Regions from separate parts of the Homo sapiens genome. Here region 2 is linked to region 1. Evidence: chromatin loops called from intact Hi-C (ENCODE). Cell type or tissue: endothelial cell of umbilical vein. All regions are shown on one strand.

What was found. A loop is a pair of places that touch in the nucleus more often than their neighbours do. Peaks named below come from ENCODE experiments on the same cell type or tissue, not always from the same donor. Only the 100,000 strongest peaks of a DNase experiment are listed, where the experiment ranks them.
Region 2: a loop joins it to region 1, with 4 times the contacts of the local background. A loop is called at or near these places in 1 of 110 quality-filtered maps.

Annotation. Positions count from the first base shown.
Region 1 is chr7:132,497,175-132,505,174 of GRCh38, reverse strand. The region is part of intron 2 of PLXNA4 (plexin A4); the gene reads left to right. Among named protein-coding and RNA genes, the nearest start is that of PLXNA4, 75 kb to the left of the region's middle. In endothelial cell of umbilical vein, a CTCF peak has its summit at 4,206; DNase peaks (open chromatin) are centred at 3,004 and 4,244; H3K27ac peaks cover 3,552 bases.
Region 2 is chr7:133,340,145-133,348,144 of GRCh38, reverse strand. The region is part of intron 5 of EXOC4 (exocyst complex component 4); the gene reads right to left. Among named protein-coding and RNA genes, the nearest start is that of MIR6133, 53 kb to the right of the region's middle. In endothelial cell of umbilical vein, a CTCF peak has its summit at 3,664 (motif pointing right); no DNase peak of the experiment used is centred here.

The DNA.
Region 1 (8,000 bases):
CAAGCTTTTGATTTTTCTTTTGGCTTTAATTAGCCCTTTCAAGTTACAGGCAAGTTCAGGGCCGAGAGTAGAAAGGAGGAGGCCAGAAACTCTGCACAGGCCTGGGGCTGTCTCTCCAGCCAGTCTGAAAAAGGCCAGGCTGGTGTTTAATGCACAGTATCAGTTTCCTTTGATTTGGCAGATACCCGAGTTCCTTTGCTCCCACCCTCCTGTTACGATTCCTTTGGAGTCGGCTCAGACCACACGTGTTTCGTGCGACATCGGCCAGGCCAGGCTCTGTGTTGCCCCGATGGCACCATTTGCAAACCCAGCTCTTCCTCAACTCATTTACAAGGCTGTTGGGTTGGTTTTCTTGTTCCCTTCCTGCCTAGAGGTGGAGGATGAACAAGATGAACTCTGGAGATCTCTCTTGTCACGGAGTCTGACACTCCCTTGAGCCCTGTGAATTGAGAACTCAGTCCCAGATGACCTCTGTCCTGTGGTGTTTCTGTTGTAGGAAGATGACAGAGGGCAGGGCAAGGCCCAGGAGGTTGGCTTTTAGGACTTGTATTTTGTAGGGTAAGGGGTCCCCTGTGGGTTTTATCATAGTTACAACTCTAAAAGCTTGAAGAAGGGATTTGAGTAGCAATGAATGTCAACTGTGCTCCAGGCTGTACCAGCTCTCTAAATTAGAATGCTCCTCCCATGGGGCTCTTCAGGCTTTTCTAGCCCTTTCCACATCCTGAGACCCACATTCTTCCCCCTGAACTCACACCTCCAGAACTCAGAGCCGGGATCCGCAAAACTCCTGGGCCACCTGCCTCCTTCACAAGGTCCCAGCACCTGCTTTGGCTGTGTTCATTTGGGGGATAGGAAGGAATGGGAAGAAGAACCCCTACTACAAGGCCCCTTGTGCCAGGGAGCATCCACAGAGCACTGGGCAGGCCAGAGCCTGAGGACCGCACAGAGGGAAAAGTCTTGGGCCGTTGGGGTAGAACCTGCTGACCTGCAGCCCCCAGAGAGCTCAGCTGTACCTCAACTTCAGGTGAATCAGGGAAGGCCGGCTGTGCTCCCATTGGAGATGAGGGCTGGTTGGCCAGGAGTGGCCTCCTCATGGGAATGTGTTGCTGTGGACATAAACGAACCTGTCACAAATGTACATTCCTGAGTGGGCACCAAGTGTGGAGGCTAGGGAAGCAGCTGGGGCTTTCTGGTGTCAGTGGAGGGTGGGAACAGCAGCTTCCGCCTTCACCCTCTGAGCCATGCTTTACCCCTGTCCTGGCTTTCTCCAGCCTGGGTGGAAAGAGGTCTCCCAGAACAAGTGGGTTAGTATCTGAAAGTAACTCTGAGGATCTCATGAGGACATGGGTATGAGGGGGGGTCCTAGAGGGTCTGTCAGAGCCCCAATTGTCTTGGGACTCAGGGGACTAGAGGTCAAGCTGAGACTGATTTGCTAATGAGCACTCATGTGGGGAATGGCAGTGATTTCATTTCTCAGTTTCTGTGGCTTATCACTGGTGCATCTCTATCCCCAGCCCCTTTTGAAGGCTGCCATCCAGGCTCCCTGAGGCCCCCTGTCTGCAGAGCATGTGACAGACAGTAAGGCTGGGGAGCCCACACCTGTGGCCTCTGTCATGTGCCAGGACCTTATGCAGGAGAAGGTGATGGCTGTCTGTCCTTCTCTGGGGGGGACCTGACACTCCTGACTTGGAGTGGGCAGCTGGCTGGAGAAGATGCTGGGTTTGACCAAGCACCTGGCATCCCAGAATTCCCCAGGCATAGGGTTATCTATACCTTCTCTCCTTTCTTCACCTTCCTGGGGCAACCTCATCCAACACTAACGAACTAGCACCTCTTAATAAACTAATGAATGGTGAAACATATATGGAGCCCTAGGGAAGGGCTTGGCAATGCACTCCCTCCTGGTGGATACCAAGCATTGTGGAATGGCATCTGTCTCCAGGAGCCCACACAGTGGAGGAGAGAGATGCACACCAGCAGGTCATTATGGCCTGGGTGATGGGAACAATGGCTGTGGTCATGGGAGTGACTGTCATTCACTCCACTTCAGTCTTCCCTGACTTTGGAACTGATTGAGCCATGGGTATGGGAGTCAGATAGTCTCGGCCATAGTACTGATTAGGCGGTGTGGAGAAAGGTGGCATGCAGAAGGTGCAGAAATCAGCTTCTCAATCTCCCTGTCAAGCCTTGACCTGAGTGTCCCTCAACTAGAAAATTTGGGTCCTTGGAGCAGAAACTATTATCCAGCATCACCAACTGACACCTGTCAAACCCCAGTAGTGGGAGCAGAGGGCAGAGACCTCCCGGCTGTCTGGAAATAACACACTGGAGTTTGCATGGTACCTGATGGTTAACAAGGGCTTTCTCACAACTTTTCTTCTCCCAACAATACTGTAGGATAATGGAAGGGCAGGCATCCTCTGCAGTTGAGGGAATGGAGGAACACAAAACTCAAGTGTTTCACTCAAGGTCATGTAATTAGTAAACTGAAGGCTGTTCTGTATCCTAATTCTCAGCTTGGTGCTCTTCCCGTGGTGTTTCACAAGAGTGTGCTAGCAGTGTCTGGGGTGGGCAGTTCTTGGTGCAGGGACTGCCTGATATTGTAGGGCGTTTGTGATCCGGGGCCCTACAGTGCTGAGCACCAGTGGAAGTTCCCAGCCACTACAAGACTAGAAAACCTCTCACATTTCCAGAAGCCTCTCGTTGAGAACCATTGCTAGACCCAGCTCCCACCTGACTCTGGAGTTTACCCACCAGCCCTGTGTAGTCCCACAAGGGCCACACAGGCACAGGAGATGGAGCTGTTTCTTTTTAACCCAAAGCTCCCCTTCCTGCCCTGCTGTGTGCATGACTGGGTGGCGATGGAGGTCCCCTTCCACGTGCCGTTCCTTTGACTCACTGGTTTCCTAGGCATGGCAGTCCTGAGCAGGAGACAGGGTCACCCCCTTGGACTTGGGCTGGCCTCACATTCCAGTCTGGGTGGTTACTCAGGTTGGTCTGGCGCCTGAGATCCTGAAACTCCACGAAAGTGAGCATCCGGAATGGCCAGGCAGGCATCCCAGGCTCTGGGGCCTGGCTTCTGCAGGTCTTCTTGGGGTGTTTTCTTTTCCCTGTCAGCAGGAAGCACAGGGCTCAGACTTGATGGGGTTGTATCCTGTTGTTTATGGCATTAGACGAGGCTTGCTTTTTCTGCTCAGCTCTTGTCCTCTCTAGACCTGGAACTCCTCCTCTTCCCCGCACCATCCTTCCTCTCTCATCTCCACTACACTTGCCATACACACCATGGCCCATGCCACACTCATGTCCCAATAAATGCACACATCAAAAATCTAACACATTGGTCTGAGTGCCCACCTCTCATGGCCCATGACCCTGTACTCCAGATTTCTTATTTAGCACTGGGTGCCTGACATATCACAGCCCCAATCTTTATAGAATCAAGTCTTCCCACTCTCTCGGAGATGGCACCTGTCTCAGGTATTTAGGTGAAAGGCCCGCCCACCTCCCTCTTTTTGGCCAGCAGGGTTTGCAGTAAAAGTCCCATCCCAGACTAGTGTGCATGGTGCTTTGTGTGACAGGTAGCTGAGCCCTGGGCGATGTGTTGGGTTTGGCAGGAGCAAAGTTGAGGCTGGCTTCCTAGGCTGGATGTACTCTCCCAGGATGCCCACCCTGGAGGCCATCGGGTCAGCAGGGAGTGAGGCGGGACCCAGGAGTCACACAGGCTGAATTTTAACGCAGACTGCTGCCAGGAGAGCTTAGCACAAAGTCAGGTTTGAGGATGTGTGCTCTCACAATACTGAGACATGGACTGCATGTCATGAGCCCGAGCACAGTGGCGTACACACCCATAGCACACCCATGTGCACACACCCATTCTTTCTGTCCTTGATGTCTGTCCTCCTCGTTGCTGTCTGTTGCTTTCTCTGTTTCTCTCCTCTTGCTCACTCACTCACACTCTTGGTGCACGGTCCTCTCTTAGCCTTTCTCTGTCTCCCTATTTCTGTGACTTGTTCTCCCTCACCCCCACACACTCTGCTCAGCAGCAAGTACAATGAGATTTCTCTCTCTCACACACACACGCCTCATGCAGTGTGAGATAACCCTGCCAAAATGGGAAGCCAGACCTCTTGTTCAATGGGCACATAGACCAGCCCTACTTAACAATCCAGATCTGGACTTCTGGGCCTTCCCTTCAATTCCTTTCGTCCTCACAGGGTGGCGTCTTGGCCGGGTTACTGGTCTAGGAGTCAGGATCTTTGGGTCTCAGCCAGTCCCAGCTTGTGAGATATCACTGGGCAAGCAGTTTCCCTTTTGCTTTGAATCACACATTTTATCTTCAAGAAGGAGATGATAAAAAAGTATCCTTTTAATAAAGAGTCCGGAAGCTCCTAAGGAAAGAGAAATATACAGATGTTAATAACGATAGACACACAGCCCCTTATATTCATAGGACACTCAAACATCTTCATAGCATCATCCTGTGTCTCCTCCTTTAGTTATAATAACCACCCAAGGGGACAGAAAGGGGCGTAATAATATTGCAGTGATTTCATGCTTAGAATTTTTTTTCCTTCACCAATACCTGCTTTTGAGAGATTTGGGCTGTGCTTAATGCAGGTGTGGTGTTTGGTATCTCAGGCCCTAGGATGTGCTCCAGCTGCCTTTATTATTATTATTTCCCCTTCCCCTTCCCCTCCCCCTCCTTCTTCTTCTCCTTCTCCTTCTTCTTTTGAGACAGTGTTTCACTCTTGTTGCCCAGGGTGGAGTGCAATGGCGCGATCTTGGCTCACTGCAACCCATGCTTCCCGGGTTCAAGCGATTCTCCTGCCTCAGCCTCCTGAGTAGCTGGGATTACAGGCATGCGCCACCACGACCAGCTAATTTTTGTATTTTTAGTACAGACAGGGTTTCATCACGCTGGCCAAGCTGGTTTCAAACTCCTGACAGGTGATCCACCCACCTCGGCCTCCCTCCAATTGCCTTCCTTTCTATATAGCACAGGTTATGAATGATAAGATAATGCATTTGGGTGACAAGACACATTTTGGGCCAGTGCTTGCTGCTGTTACCTTCACATGTCCCTTAGTTTTTGTAAGGTATAAGGGAAGGACTGCACATCACCACACCAGGCTTGTTTCTTTTATCAAGAAAGTCAGTGGAGAGAAGGAGAAAGAGACAACTGAGAGAGCTCTTCTCCATCTGGCCTCTCAATTTACATGTTTTCCCTAGTGTGTGTGGCCCTATGGGCAGGAAACGGGGTCAGTGGGAGAGAAGCAGCCCACTCCCTTCCCTGGTCTCTGTGCCATTACTGTGTCTCCGTCAGTGTTCCAAAATATAATGGGATTTGTTCGGCTGATTTATCCCACACGCAGGCAACATTACCCAGACCCACACCTAGACCCGAGGAGCAAGAGAGGAAGATACATTGCCGTGAGAGTGGGGCTAATAAAATTTATTTCCACTAATGAGGGAATGACCTACCCCATAACTCAGCCTGGGGAGCAGGGCCACTGCTTCCCAGCACCCACCAGAAAACACACAAACTTAATCATCATGGTATTTCTCACTTCAATGACAGCCCTTGTGGCTGCTGAGTCTGCCTGCCATAGACTCCAGGAGGGACAGTGGGATTTGGGATTGATGGACTGGTGGCATGGGATTTATCTGCCCCTGACAGGTAGCCACTGGGGTTCTCTGGAGCTAAAGTACAAAAGGAGAGAGGTGGCACCCCAGTAGGTTTTGGTTGTTACCATTCGCAATGCTGAGAAACTTCCCTGGGATTTCCCATGGGTCTGGTGTTGGTTGCTAAACCAGCCCCCAGGGATAATGCCATCTGCAGAATTTCAATTCTCTTGGTAGGCTGGCCTAGAGCTCTGGCCTGTCCAGACTATTCCCAGGGCATGGCCCTGTCTGCTTCTCAGAGGGAGGAACACGAGGCTCTTGGCAGCTAAGCTAATGAGGAGAAGGTCATGGGTTCAACCCCTAGGATTCTGAGCTGAAGCTTGTCTTTGGCTGCTATGCTCAGCAACCCCTAGAAGGGGTGCACTGCTAAAGCTCGCTATTGGTTACAGCCTGGCCTGCAGAATGTGTGCTTGGCTTAATGCCCTTCTCCAGGGAAAACTGCTCAATTTAGTGACATTAGTTCCCTATTAGAAGGATAGCTTGTTTTCATGATGAGTGAAAGACCACTTAGATATCTGGTGGGCTTGGGCCACAGATGGTCCCAAAACACACATAGAAACTTCAAAATGAGTATTAAAAGAAGTGTTGCTTTTAGCAAATGGCTTTCATCATTCCATAGGTAGTTAAATGCATTCATTTAATGAATATTTGCATCAAAATCCCCAGCCCCACCTCCTAAAACACAATGACTTTCTATCCTGTTTTCTGGTCTGCTCTCCTCCTTTTTGAGATGCCCAGAAGCAAAGCTCTTGGTTCTTGAGAACTGGGGCCATATGATAGTCCCCACTTATCCTTGGGAGATGCTTTCCAAGTCCCCCAGTGGATGCCTGAAACCACAGATAGTCCCAAACCCCATATATACCGTGTTTTTTCCCATGCATACTCTCATGGTTTGGCTATGTCCCCATCCAGATCTCATCTTGAAGTCCCACATGTTGTGGGAGGGACCTGGTGGGAGGTAATTGAATCATGGGGGCAGGACTTTCCTGTGCTGTTTTCGTGATAGTGAATAAGTCTTATGAGATCTGAGGATATTATAAGGGGGTGTTTCCCTGCACACACTCTCTCTTTTTGCCTGCTGCCATCCGTGTAAGACCTGTCTTCCTCCTCCTTGCCTTCTGCCATGATTGTGAGGCCTCCCCAGCCACGTGGAAATGTAAGTCCATCAAACTTTTTCTTCCAAGTCTCCAGTATGTCTTTATCAGCAAATGGACTAATATACATACATACCTATAATAAACTTTAATTTATCAGTTAGGCACAGTAAAAGATTAACAGTAATAATAATCATAAAATAGAACAGTTATGACAGTATACTATAATAAAAATTATGTGAACATTGTCTCCTCTGTCTCTCAAAAATCCCTTATTGTGCTCTACTCTTCTATTTTTGGGCAGTGGTTGATCTGAAGCTGCGGTAACTGAAACCATGGAAAGTGAAGCCAAGGATCAGGGGAACTACTATAATTTGTTGGGTTGTTTTTCCAACCCCAATACACTTTTCTCTAAGCCCCTGCAATGATGTGTTTGTCTAACTGGGTTGTTGTGACTGTGGCTTGCTGGCTCTCCCTCTTTCTGTTACACATTCGTTTTCCCTACAATCTCATTGAAAAAGACACCCGAAAGAATCATTCTGAGATGAAGCATTAGTAACTGAGTGTATGAGCCCTCACTCCAGCATTGTTTCCATGGCCTGTGCTCACAACCAGGGTGCAGGGGTCAACTTTCACCTATTATAGGACTTCTCTGGCTTGCTTTCAAGAGACTTCAATCTCATAGGGCCAGCGTGGGTCCTGTGTCTCAATGTCACGTGTCTGAAGGCAGACCTTCTGGGGAGGGCTAGGAGTCATAAAAGAGAAAGTTTAGGCATTACAGGAAAGCAATCAGAGGATTGGATAGTCAGGTCTTTTTGATTTCTTTGTTACAGAATCATCACTCAAGCACATGGAAATATCTTATAGAATAATAGGCTTTCTGAGGAGCTAAACCTAAGCCTACTAGAGACTCCCAGAGATATTTCTACCTCCCTGTGGACACTCTCCACTTACCTCTACCCCTGAGGAGGTATTGTGGAGTAAACACGATGTCATCTCAAGGGGTGGATGCATTTTGTGTATTTATGAACACCTTAGGGGTCAGCCGTCATATTTGAGATACGGTTCCCAATAAGTGGGTGATCATTATCTCCCTGTACTGCAGAGCTTTACAACTGGAGCCTGCATTTAGACATGAGCTATTACAGTTTATCTGATCAATATCTCCCTTTAAAAAGAAATCCCACATGTGTAATTCACTGATTCCCCATTTCCAGTGGAGGT
Region 2 (8,000 bases), 840 kb before region 1:
AGGTAGAATTATTGGTGCTTTATGAAAAAAGCCCTGCACAAAAATAATTTAACAGGAATTCAGTAAAGTCTCACATCAGAATTATAACAAAATATACGTATTTCCAAACTACTGAACTCCAAATCATTCCCTAGTATCTATATTGCTACAATATGTACTCAACGTGTAGGTTTTAGAACACTTTAAAATTAGAAATACTTAACTTCCTTTCCCAGTTCTCTTACCCTTGATTTTTCTGCTCTGAGGGTCTTAATGAGTAAAGATTTCTCAAACCTAGTTTCGAAGACTTTCACAGACTGATAATGCTAAATATTAAAAGATTTTAATGCCCTTTAACCAATTATTTCTACTAAAATTCTATTGGCCCCAAGTGCTTGTGATCACAGCCCCCTACACACACACACACATTGTATGTATAGATATGGATATATTGGTATGTATGTCTAAATGGCTATAAATCATCTCTGTGATTGAAGCTAAGAATGGAATCATGAAAGGAGGGCTTAGCTAAAACTCTCTGGGACTCATGAAAAGATTGACTAGATAATATCTATGGTCCTTTCATTCGCTACAATTCCATGATTCCACTAAGTATAGTTTACAGGCTGGGTGTGGTGGCTCACGCCTGTAATCCCAGCACTTTGGGAGGCTGAGGCAGGCGGATCAAGAGGTCAAGAGATCGAGACCATCCTGGCCAACATGGTGAAACCCCATCTCTACTAAAAATACAAAAATTAGCTGGGTGTGGTGGCACACGCCTGTAGTCCCAGCTACTCGGGAGGTTGAGGCAGGAGAATTGCTTGAACCCAGGAGGCGGAGGTTGCAGTGAGCCAAGATCGCACCACTGCACTCTAGCCTGGGCAAGAGAGCAAAACTCTGCCTCACAAAAAAAAAAAAAAAGTATAGTTTACGTCTATATATCCTTGATTACACAGCCTACAGCTACTTACATGTATACCTATATTATAGATGGCTCACTTAAAAAATAACATATAAAAAAGCTAAATAGACTATTTATACAGTTAAATATTTTATTTAAAAAATTACTTCGTGTCCTAGTGAGTACAGAAAGCAATCTAGACCACCAGTTCATCATGACTGCTTCCTTTGCTCAGTATATTTGATGGGACAAGATCAGTAATATATGCCATACCACACATACACGTCACCAAACCCCAGAAAATAAGGGCCCTGGTGATATACTTCAGTATTTTACTTCATAAACTGCATTATTTCATTTATATTTGTACATGTTAACTAAGATATAGGACAATAGTAATGTTTACTATAGAAACTCTTGGTAGATGTCATTCCTTATACTACGCATGATACACAAATTACACAAAAATCACGTATATGATTTCAATCTACGTAACTTAAATCACATGTATTCAAGAATATTATCCCTCTATCACATGAGAACTGTCACTATTGAATAGAATTAAATATAAAAAGGAATGTTCAAAAACATCACCCAGCCTAATTAGACCACTAGAATATCAAACAAGTTACTTATCTAGAAGCCCCACAGATGAGAACCTGGCCTGAGAATACTGACAATATTCTCAAGTAGAAAATAGTAAGAAAGTTACCATTTAAAAATAATGTGAGTGCTTCTGATCAAAATGGCACTATAAATTCACACTCTTAACATATCCAATATGCTCAAAATATAATTAAATTTAAAAATGTAAATTAAGAAATTAAAAAGAAATCATCTGACTCAAGATTGAGAATAACATCTCTGTGGACAAGAAATGCAAACATGGAGAGGAGCCGGAGTACAGTTCCAATGAGCGCTGGATGGAGAAGCAGACAGAAGCAGGCTGGATTTGGCCCATGCAGGGTAATAAAGACTTAATGCGCTCCACAGGCCAGGTGAGCCAACCAAACCAAATCCTCCACTAAAAGCAGCAAGCACAGGACCAAATCAAGGGCCTACCTAGGTTGGAAGACTGTTGCCCTTGCCAAATCTGTATCCTCAGCCTCCACTCATGTCTTATCTCTGTGTAGGAAACTGGCCAACTACATATCTTAAATAGCATTTCCTTCACCGTGAAAAATTACTTCTTACATCTTTTATTCTAATTAATGCACCCACTGGTACAGGTTGAGAGCAATATCTGAGGCACTGGTTGCCTCTGGAGTATAGAATTTTGATTAGGGTCTTTCAAATGTTAACTAACTACCCCTGGAGTGTAGATTCATGATTAAGGTACTTCAAAAATGTTAACTAAGCACCCCTAAGGTGCAGATTAAATTACTTTAAAGAAAACTACAGACAATACAACACCCACTCCAGAAAGGAGGAGCCAAAAGTTGTTGCCAACTGCTACTTGGGGCTATCATTTCCATGAAGTGAGGAGTTTGCGCAGGGAGGGCAGTGAGTTTTGAAAGCAAGGTGAGTGTGCACGGGTCCTCCCGTACGTGAAAGTGGGCCAAGAGGGAAATGATGGTAGGTCTGCTATAAGGGGAGATAGAGTAAAAACCTCTATTAGGAAAATAAATAAATAAACAAAATTGACATCTGTTGAATCATTTTTTTCAAGAGATAGCACTTAATGTACATGATCTCGTTTACAGGAAAGAAAATGTACCTTAGAAGGTCAAGGAGTAGAAGCCAGTGGAGAAGAGGCTACTAAAAATATAACAGGACTGCAAGATAACAGGAGGGACAAGGAACAGATGAATAAACTGACAGTTTACATTTATAATCACTAAAATGTTTTAGGTTGCAGTATTTAATTAATGCATGGGCTTTCTAAGTTCAGTTACTCAGGGAGATGGCAAGATGTAGTGGAAAGAACAAGAGCTTGGCATCATACAATTTTAGAGTTGATTAGAATCTCTATCAGTTTCTGGTTGTGTGATCTCCCTTGAGTCATTTAATCTTGCTGGACCTTGATTTCTTCATTCATGAAATGGAGATAGTATGTGTAGCTCAGAGATGTGCAAATTTAATGAGATAATGTGACAAAATGTAACATCAAAACTCAAAATGAAGAAAAATAGTTAAAAATGCACTTTTAAAACATTCAGCTTTGGAAACTCTCAGGCTGACAAAGGTGGTTGCTTATGTCTCCATCTTTCAATATTTCCTCCAGAAGCAATAGAGGACAAGAAAAATAAGCAGCAAAACTACACAAAAACCATGTCCTCGGGATCACTTGAAAACTGAACTGACCAAAATCCAAAACAACTGTAAATAAAAATAAGAAAAAGACACCTAATCCCAGCAAGTGATATCTCATGCTCCTCCTCTGTCCCTGATCTGCCAGAAGGCCTTATTGCAAACAAAGGTAGAATGTGAAAAACTATAACAAAGAGAGAAGGGAATTAGTGATGAACTTAAGGTTGATCTAAAACCATCAGAGGAAAGACAAAGTCAACCCTAAGTTTCAAAATACTAAAAAGGTATCTAGACAGATCACAGAGCTGACTATAGGGATGGGATGTAAAAGCAGACACAATCTTGACCAGTTTTTGAAACACGTAGCTTCTGGGAAATAAAAAAGGAAACAAAAAGTAGAGAGAAATGCCCTTTGGCTATTGGATGGCTAAAAGAGAAACAGGAAAAAAGGGAAAATTTGGAATCCTACCCGATGACAAGACAGCTAAAATTCAGAGACCACAAACCTTCCGATGCTACCAAAACAAAGATCTGGACTTTGCTATAGTGACAGAAGAGGGAGCCAATGAGCTAAAAATCCTATAAAACACCCCAATATCATAAAAACAAACAAAAAAATGATGAACAGACTCATACTGAAGTATTATTTTAAAAAGACAGAATATCCAACACACAGCAACAGAGGTAAATTCCCTTCAACAAAACAACCATGAAGCACAAGAAAACTAGAAGGCAACATTCCAGATGGAACCAATATACTCAAACAAGAATTTGGGATAGGAAAAGCTACCTTGAGCCAGAAATTCAAAAACTAAGAAAAGATATGGACAAAAAACAGGAAAGTGTGAAGAGAAAATGATGACCCTCAGAAAAGAAATGGAAGAAAATGACAAAATTAGGCCAGGTGCTCTGGCTCATGCCTGTAATCCCAGTATATTGGGAGGCCAAAATAGGAGAACTTCTTGAAGCCAGGAGTTTGAGACCATTCTGGGCAACATAGTGAGACCCCATCTCTACAAAAAAACAAAAATAAAAAAGTTGGCCAAATGTGGTTGCTCACGTCTGTAGTGCTATCTGGGAGGCTGAGGCAGCAGGATCCCTTTGAGCCTAGGGTTCAAGGCTGCAGAGAGGTATGATTGCACCACTGCTCTCCAGCCTGGATAACCAAAAAAAAAAAAATCTCAAAGATAAATAATAAATTATTAAATGCCCAAGAGAGGGGCTCAAATGAATAATTCATAGGAAGCACTGAGGAAATACAAGACACCAAAATAGAGAATAAAATACAGATAAAGAAATAGGCAGGATGAGGGATGCGAAAAGCCACCTTGAGCCAGAAATTCCAAAACTAAGAAAAGACACGGACAAAAAACATGAACGAGTGAGAAGAAAGTGATGAAACTCAGAAAAAAAAAAAACGGAACTAAAAGACAAGATTAAGTCGAGTGCGTGGCTCATGTCTGTAATCCTGTCACATTGGGAGGCTGAGGTGGGATGATCGCTTGAGCCCAGGAGGTCAAATTCAGCTTAGGCAACATAGGGAGACCCCATTTCTACAAAAAATACAAAAATTAGCCAGGTGTGGTGGTGGTAACTGGAGCAAGTGCTGGCTGAGAGACCAGCTGAGAGACCTGAAGACAGATCACATCCCAAGACTCTTTGCAGAAACCCCCAAGTACCAGCCCATAGCCTAGTAGCTCTGCTGGGTGGCCAGACCCAGAAGAGCAATAACAATCACAGCAGTCCAGCTCTCAGGAAGCCCCAACCATAGGGGAATGGGGAGAGCACCACATCAAGGGATCATGCTGGGGGCCAAAAAAAATTTAAACAGCAGCCCTTGAGTCCCAGATCCTTTCTCTGACATAGTCTATCCAAATGAGAAGAAACCAGAAAAACAATTCTGGTAATATGACAAAACAAGGTTCTGTAACACCCCAAAAGATCACAGTAGCTCACTAGCAATGGATCCAAACCAAGCAGAAATCACTGAATTGACAGAAAAAGAATTCAGAAGGTCAATTATTAAGCTACTCAAGGAGGCACCAGCAAAAGGTGACAAACAACTTAAATTTAAAAATTAATACAAGCTATGGATGGAAAAATCTTGAGAGAAATAGATACCACAAATAAAAAACAATCAATCACAACCTCTGGAAATAAAAGACACACTCAGAGATATGCAAAATACACTGGAAAGTTTCAACAATAGAAATAAACAAGTAGAAGAAAGAACTTCAGAGCTCAAAGACAAGGCTTTCAAATTAACCCAATCTGACAAAGACAAAGAATCAAAAAAAAAAATGAACAAAGCTTCCAAGAGATTTGGAATTACGTTAAACAACCAAACCTAAAATTAATTGGTGTTCCTGAGGAAGAAGAAAAATCTAAAAGTTTGGAAAACTTACTTGAGGGAATAATCAAGGAAAATTTCCCTGGCCTTGCTAGAGATCTAGACATCCAAATAAAAGAAGCTCAAAGAACACACAGTAAATTCATAGCAAAGAGATCACCGCTTGGGCATATAGTCATTAGGTTATCTAAAGTCAAGACAAAGGAAAGAATCTTAACAGCTGTGAGGCAAAAGCATCAGGTAACCTATCAGATTAACAGGAGATTTCTAAACAGAAACCTACAAGCTGGAAGGGATTGAGGTACTATATTTAGCCTCCTTAAACAAAACAATTATCAGCCAACAATTTCGTATCCAGCAAAACTAAGCTTCATAAATGAAGGAAAGATACAGTCTTTTCCAGACAAACAAATGCTAAGAGAATTCGCCACTACTAAGCCACCACAAGAACTGCTAACAGGAGCTCTAAATCTTGGAACAAATACTGAAAATACAACAAAACAGAACCTCCTTAAATCATAAATTTCACAGGGCCTATAAAACAATAACACAATGAAAAAAAAAAACCAAGGTATTCAGGCAACAAATAGCATGATGAATAGAACAGTACCTCACATCTCAATATTAATGTTGAATGTAAATGGCCTAAACGCTCCACGTAAAAGATACAGAATGGCAGAATGGGTAAGAACTCATCAACCAAGTATCTGCTGTCTTCAAGAGACTCACCTGACACATAAGAACTCACATAAATCTAAGGTAAAGGGGTAGAAAAAAATATTCCATGCATGTGGACAGGAAATGTGAGCAAGAATAGCTATTTCTATATCAGACAAAACAAACTTTAAAGCAACAGCAGCTAAAACAGACAAAGAGGGACATTAGATAATGATAAAAGGACTAATCCAACAGGAAAATACCACAATCCTAAATTATATATACCTAACCCTGGAGCTCCCAAATTTATAAAATATTTACTTCTAGACTTAAGAAATGAGATAGACAGCAACACGATAAGAGTGGTGGACTTCAATACTCCACTGACAGCACTAGACAGGTCATCAAGACAGAAACTCAACAAAGAAACAATGGACTTAACCATACCATAGAACAAATGGACATAACAGATATTTATGTTCTCATTCTATCCAACAACTGCAGAATATACATTCTATTCACTGGTACGTGGAAAATTCTCCAAGACAGACCTTATGATAGGCCACAAAACCAGTCTCAACAAGTTTAAGAAAATCGAAATTATATCAAGTACTCTCTCAGACCACAGTGGAATAAAACTGGAAATCAACTCCAAAAGGAACCCTCAAAACACTACAAATACATGGAAATTAAATAACCTGCTCCTGAATGGTCTTTGCATCAACAAGGAAATCAAGATGGAAATCTGAAAATTCTTTGAACTGAACAGTGACAGTGATACAACCTATCAAAACTTCTGCAATATAGCAAAAGTGGTGCTAAGAGCAAATTTCATAGCGTTGAACACCTACATCAAAAAGTCTGAAAGAGCACAAATAGACAATCTAAGGTCACACCTTAAGGAAGCAGTGAATCAAGAACAAACCAAACCCAAACCCAGCTGCAGAAAACAACCAAGATCAGTGCAGAACTAAATAAAATTGAAACAAACAACAACAAAAATAAATAAAATACAAAAAAATTAATAAAACAAAAAGCTGGTTCTTTGAAAAGATAGAAAAAATTTATAGACCATTAGCAAGATTAATCAAGAAAAGAAGGAGATCCAAATAAACTGAATTAGACACGAAATGGGAGATATTACAACCAATACCAAAGAAATACAAAAGATCATTCAAGGCTATGAACACCTTTATGAGCATTAACTAGAAAACCTACAGGAGATGGATAAGTTCCTGGAAATATACAACCCTCCTAGATTAAACCAGAAAGAAATGAAAACTCACAACAAACCAATAACAAGCAGTGAGACTGAAATGGTAATTAAAAAATTGCCAACAAAAAAAAGTCCAGGACTAGACAGATTCACAGCTGAATTCTATCAGACATTCAAAGAAGAATTGGTACCAATCCTATTGACACTAATCCACAAGATAGAAAAAGAGAGAATCCTCCCTAAATCATTCTATGAAGCCAGTATCACCCTATTACCAAAACCAGGAAAGGGCCTAACAGAAAAAGAAAAGTACATACCAATATCCCCAATGAACACAGATACAAAAATCCTCAAAAAAAAAAAAAAAAGAAAAATACTAGCTAACTGAATTCCAACAGCATATCAAAAAGATAATCCAGCGTGATCAAGTGGGCTTCACAGAAGGGATGCTTGGATAGTTTAACATCCAAAAGACAATAAATGTGATACACCACATGAACAGAATTAAAAACAAAAATCACAGGATCATTTCAATAGATGCAGAAAAAACATTGGACGAAATCCAGCATCACTTTATGATTAAAACTCTCTGCAAAATCAGCATACAAAGGAAATGCCTTAATGTAATAAAAGCCATCTATGACAAA